Linked DNA regions of Mus musculus: region 1 is linked to region 2. Evidence: chromatin loops called from intact Hi-C (ENCODE). Cell type or tissue: left cerebral cortex. All regions are shown on one strand. Each heading gives the region's core, and the rest is flanking DNA. Links, peaks and the distances in the headings are about the cores only. Region 1 overlaps Med13 (mediator complex subunit 13). Region 2 holds the start of Gm26439 (a small nuclear RNA gene).

Region 1 (2,924 bases), core at 219-2,718, 150 kb before region 2:
CAATCTACTCAATATAATCTTGGGGGTTGGAGGAGGAGGTGGTGTTAGGAGGTTAACAAACATCTTATTACATAGCCCAGGCTAGTCTGGAACTATGTACTGATGCTAGCCTGCAACTTCTGATCCTACTGCCTCAGCTTCATGGAATTAGTTAGAAACACACCACCTACAGCCAATATAATTGTATTTCTCATGATTGTAGAATGACAATCAAGGTTTTTAAAGATTTCATGTGTCTGTCTCTATGTGGGTATTCCATGTATATAACAGTACCCACAGAAAGTTGCTGATATTACAGACAGCTATGAGCCACCAGATATGAGTGGAAAGAACTAATCCTGGATCCTCTGGAAGAGCAGCAAGCACTTCACTGCTAAGCCATCTAATTAGCCCCCAGAACTATAAAGTTTATCTTTTATAAACTCTCTTAAAACTCCTATTATAATATTTAAGTGAAATCAATATAACCTGTCTTTTAACAAAATTATTTTGAACAGAGAAAAACAACTGTGAAACTCTGAAACATGAAGAAATCCTTACCTGCACAGAAACAGTGCTCTTGATATGAGGAGGAAGAGTTTGGACCATTTCCAAGAAGCATCGAAGGAGCCCCAAAGTCCATACATTAGAAGAGTTAGTGCTCTCGTCTTTATTTTCATATGTAAAAGGATCGATTATATAAACAACAATTGCAGGAGGGTAGGTAATTGCATGTGAATCACCATCTGTGGGAATCCCCACTTTATCACGATCCATTGTGCTAAAAATTGAAGTAGAAAGAGAACAATGTTGTATTATGTCTGCCTGGTACAGCACCAAAGTGAATCCTTACATCCCTCTTTTATTGGGGCAAGGCATCAGAAAACCTCTCTGATAATCAGGATACTTACACTTCACACCATATGAAATCCCTTCAAATAAGAGGCTTTGTGCATTTAAAAGAAAGAATTCTCAAGCAGCTTAACAGTAAGAGACTAAAGGTCTCTCTGACAGGCATCTCAGTAACTGGTCATGCTCAGCAGCCTGCCTAGAAACAGAGCTAGTCCAGACAGAAGCCAGGTTTTTCTGTTCAGATAATAGTCTACTTTTACCTCATATTTATGAGCGTGAATTTGTAAACAACTGCATTCTAGGAAGCAGAGAAACAATGAGCATCAGACTGTCTGATAAGGGAATTTCCCCAGGACTTTTATATAAAAACAATGAGATCCATTACCATTAGCACAATTGCTGTGCAGCGTGTAGAACTGCTTCCATACTACAGATATGGATGCAATGCTAACAATGTTAGACCTTCTCCTTATCACAAAGTGAGTCAAGGACAGAGCTGGGATTCAGAGTCTAAAGCCTCCCAAGCAGAGCTGAAGCGTACGTAGCACAGTGAAAGGCTGCATGCCTCGCACGTGCCAGCTCCAGTGAGACTCTAGCACATGCACGCAGATATACACACGCACACCCCACACACGCACACAGAGGCAGGCACACAGAGATTTTGCAACCAGTTGTGTAATATGCATAAACAATTACATCTGCTTATGACACAGCCAGACTCAATCATAGGACTATCTGGAGTTGAATAATTTTTAAGATCTAAACACCAACCCTGTGATTCTATGATGAAAAATTTAAAAACAATCTTTATTATAACTTCATACGTAAAATAATTACCATGATTAAACTAAATTCCACAGTAAGGTCACTGTTTACTTAGATAAAGAGTCGATAGATTCTGTATTTCCACAAACTTAATTTTTTTATACTTATTCATTCATTGTACATAAGGCTTCAAGCATGCTAAACACATATGCTACATACTACTTAACTATCTTTCAACCCCAAGTATCCTAATATTTAACGGTACCTTTCAGACACATCAGGATGTGGCTGAGTGGGAAGAGAAGCTGACTCCCCTGATATTCCTGCTGCCTGCAGAGATGACGACTGCTGTCCTCCTAGCTGGCCACTCTGAACCGTACTTGCTTGTGCAGACATGGATCCTGTACCACTAGTGTTCATACTGCCAAAGGGTGGAAACGAAGGCAGTTTATTTGATGATACTCCACTACTCAGACTGGAAGATGATGAAGATGAAGTTGTGGTCAAAGTTGAATTAGCTGTGGCAACTGAAGTAGATATGGGAACACCTGAAGTCATTGTCATAGTGCTACTTGCCGCAGATGCTAAGGTGGCAGATGGAGCATTAGCGTTTCCAGTATTTGTCATCTGAGGTGCAGTAACCAAAGACTGATTTGGAGGGGCAACTAAATTTGGCTGGGAGAGCAGAGAGCTGTCCAACGGCTGAGAAGCAAGATATGGACCTAAAGAACAAAAACGGGTATTTAATTCTTGATTTCACTGACTTATTTTTATTCTTCTATAGAAATAACAATGTAGCTGACACTTTTATGGCGATTATCTTCCCTTAACTGCTTTATACTAACAGTGCAGCACGAACTAACTTCCTACTCCCTCCCAGAAACTTTAAAAAAAAGAAAAAATGTTTTAAATTAATTATAAAAATAAACCCATATTTTCATTCAAATTTTAAATAGTCAGTATGAAATGTAAGAAAATTCTATTTCTTAGGCAAAATTAAATGTAAACAAAAGCTAACAAGATAGCTCGGTGATTAAGTTGACCCCCAGAAACCACAAGGCGGAAAGAGAAAACCAACCTTGCCAAGTAGTCCTGATTTCCACTGGTTCACAGTGGCATATATCCCGACACAAGTAATAAGTGTAAGAAAAAATTAGAATACATCAACAAATGTGTATAAGTATGTAGCAATTTTTCATCAAACCACTACAACTATTGTTAAATCACAAGTTGAAGAAATACTGTCTAGATTGATAGCTAACTAAAATACAAAATGGAGGGATATTATCATGAGGTTCAATTTTCAGAAATGTCTAATTAGGTTCAGT
Region 2 (2,924 bases), core at 192-2,691:
TTTGGGAACAAGAAATCCAAATGCTTGAGCTCTCAGAGCATGAACAGTTTGCAAGGTCTGTGTGCCATCTGAGACTGGATAATGTGTATGTGGATCACAGGGATGAGGAATTAGCGGCAAAGAAGGCTTAGACGGTAGTCATTAAAACGAGGGATCAACAGGTGTGGTGCATGCCTTTAATGCCAGCACTGGGAGGCAGAGGTGGGCAGGTCTCTGGAAAAAAAAAAAAAGGAAGGAAGGAAGGAAGGAAGGAAGGAAGGAAGGAAGGAAGGAAGGAAGGGAAGAGAAGAAAGAGAGAAAGAAAGAATCCAAGAGTAGAGGAACCTATGATGCAGAGCCAGACAGAGCCCATGGGGGTTCAAGAGCCCCCACTTGCCACTCAGACATACCTAGGTTGTGAGACTCAACAGGTAGGACAGAAGTAACCTTGAAGCAACCTCTTGGACTCTGTGTTATGCAGAGAAATAAAAGGCTTGGTAAACACCTGAGTGTCACCCTGACTTAGCAGATAGACTCCGGCACCCCACCTACTTATGTACAGCCCAGAAGAATGGGTCATCAAAGTAGAAAGAGGCCGTACAGGAAACTTCCCGGTCAGACAACGCTATTGGACAAAGACTGAGGAATCAGATAGGAGGAGGACACTGGGAAGATGCTAATGAGGACCAATGACTAAGGTCAGGGCACTGCCTACCCCACCCTGATGCTGTAGTCAGTCCCCAGGAGCAGAGGAAGAGAGCAGTGGGAACTCTAAGGAGACTGGGTAACATGCAAACTAACTAACTAACTAACTAACTAACTAACTAACGAGGGCTGGAGAGATGGCTCAGTACATAAACATGCTTGTCAGGAAAGCTTGAGCCGTGAACTCCATAGAATACCTGTAAAAGCTAGGCACTAGCGCACTAAGTGTCTATAATCTCAGGGCTCCTACAGGTCCACACTAGGGATGTGGAGAGCAGAGAAACCGAAAGTCTGAGTAGCTTGGCATAAGCAGCAGAACTACAGCAAAGAGATCTTGTCTCAGACAAGGTGGAGACCAAGGTCCAGCATCCAAGGTTGTCTCTGACCACCCACAGCGTTCAAATACATGCCCATGCTCACATAAATGAATAAGGATGCACACACACACACACACACACACACACGAGAGAGAGAGAGAGAGAGAGAGAGAGAGAGAGAGAGAGAGAGAGAGAGAGAAAAGAAAAGAAAAGAACAAAGAAATTGAGAGGCTGGAAAGAGGCAGTTAGGAGTGTTCCCTGCCCCATCAGAGAACCAGAGTTGTGATGTCAACACCCACATCATTCACGCGACTCAGAGATGCCTTACTCCAGCTCGAAGAGATCCAGAGCCCCCTTCTGGCCTCAGTGGGTGCCTGCACACCCATCTCTCTCTCTCTCTCTCTCTCTCTCTCTCTCTCTCAGACACACACACACAAATAATAAAATAAGTATGTTTTAAAGTCTCCAATGCTATAAGATGATAATCTTGCATCATTCCCCAGCTCCCTCCCCTCCGTCCACACACACACACACACACACCCCAACATGCCCCTCCTTGCTTTTCCAAATTCATGGCCTCCGTTTTCATTAACTGTTGCTTCATGCACATATGAAACTATAGAACACTTCACAAATGTGCATGCCATCCTTTTGCAGGGCCACACTAATCTTCTCTGTATTATTCCAATCTTAGTAAACGAGCTGCCAAGGCAAGCACTAAAATAATTAAAAAAAAAAAAAATAAATCAAACCGGAGAGAAGCAGAGCCACGTCCGTTTATGCAATATATCACGACATTTGTGCCAGTACATGCATCCCCGTAGGATTCCCAACGGTGGTTCACTTTTTGAAACTGCTGAGTGTTTCAGACTCTGAATACTCGTTGGACATGCCGGGGGAGGGAGAAAAGAGACATCTTTGTTGTGCCCTGATCAGAATCATCTTCAGATTGGAATCCCAGCTTCGCAGCCTCTCTTTGGGGGGTGGGGTAGCTATCTGATTCATCGGGATTCTAGAAAGAGCCGAAGGACTGTACTGTGCCACCTGCTTTCATTAACTGCTCAGTTGGTGGACTGACAGCAATGCAGCCAGTTCTCCGTTTCTGCGGCAAAATAATCCCACGTGCGGCTAACGTCCTCTGCCTCCTCCGCCAACTTTGTTATCCCTGCCATGCCCTGATGCCCTGGTATACGGACAGCGGAGAGAGGCAAGGGTTCGCAGGGGGAGTCTCGGAAATGTACCTTCCTCAGATAGTGTTTCCAAGCTGGTTTGTGGCCAAATGGTTCAAGATAAATGACTGTTTATTCGTTTTCTCCAAGCCCTGGGGATCAAACCAGGTCCTTGCACATGCAGTTCCCTGATGCTGAGCTATTGCCCTGTGGTTCTAATTTTAAAGATTTTTCAAGGAAGGCAAGTCTCTAGTAACCTGTCCGACATATGATCTATATTTTTAAGTGTTCTTCCTTTCATCAAATCTAAGCCTAAATTTGCCCCCTTTGTTCTCCTTTCAGTGAATTGTGATTCTTAAAATATACAACACAATTTCATTTTGAAATCCTGTTTGCAGCTTAAGTGTTAGATTATGGTTTATAGATAGCATTTATTCTGCCAGAGATGTTGGACCATTTTTGAGATGTTGCTGGTAAAATGGGGCTTTGTAACTCGAGTCTGGGAGACCACTGGTCACCCACGTGGTGATTTGATCAGTGTGAAGAGCCAGACACTGGGCTAAGCAGATGCTGTTCAAAGTGCTGTCTGTGCCCAGAAGCTGCTTGTGCTGTGAAACCAGGAGAGGACCAGAAGGAGCTAGCTGCCTCGTCAGCTGTGAGGATGGGAAGACGGAATAAGAAGCAAAAATTAAGTTGTCTGTTGTGGACTCTTATAGTCCCAACACTTGGAAGGTTGAGACAGGAGGCTGGTAGG

The links. A loop is a pair of places that touch in the nucleus more often than their neighbours do. Peaks named below come from ENCODE experiments on the same cell type or tissue, not always from the same donor. Only the 100,000 strongest peaks of a DNase experiment are listed, where the experiment ranks them.
Region 1: it touches region 2 in a loop (1.8-fold over the local background); 2 of 42 quality-filtered maps call a loop at or near these places.

What each region holds. Positions count from the first base shown.
Region 1 is chr11:86,284,573-86,287,496 of GRCm38, forward strand. Med13 (mediator complex subunit 13) reads right to left here. Exons shown (of 30, transcript NM_001080931.2): 20 at 1,862-2,318; 21 at 541-760. It overlaps Brip1os (BRCA1 interacting protein C-terminal helicase 1, opposite strand), which reads left to right. Exons shown (of 7, transcript NR_130959.1): 4 at 498-699; 5 at 1,869-2,335. Among named protein-coding and RNA genes, the nearest start is that of n-TQttg2, 24 kb to the left of the region's middle. In left cerebral cortex, for the core only: no CTCF peak of the experiment used is centred there; a DNase peak (open chromatin) is centred at 1,405.
Region 2 is chr11:86,435,697-86,438,620 of GRCm38, forward strand. Gm26439 (a small nuclear RNA gene) reads right to left here and starts at 1,719; the gene lies at 1,614-1,719. In left cerebral cortex, for the core only: a CTCF peak has its summit at 1,359 (motif pointing left); DNase peaks (open chromatin) are centred at 1,339 and 2,031; H3K4me3 peaks cover 777 bases; H3K27ac peaks cover 385 bases.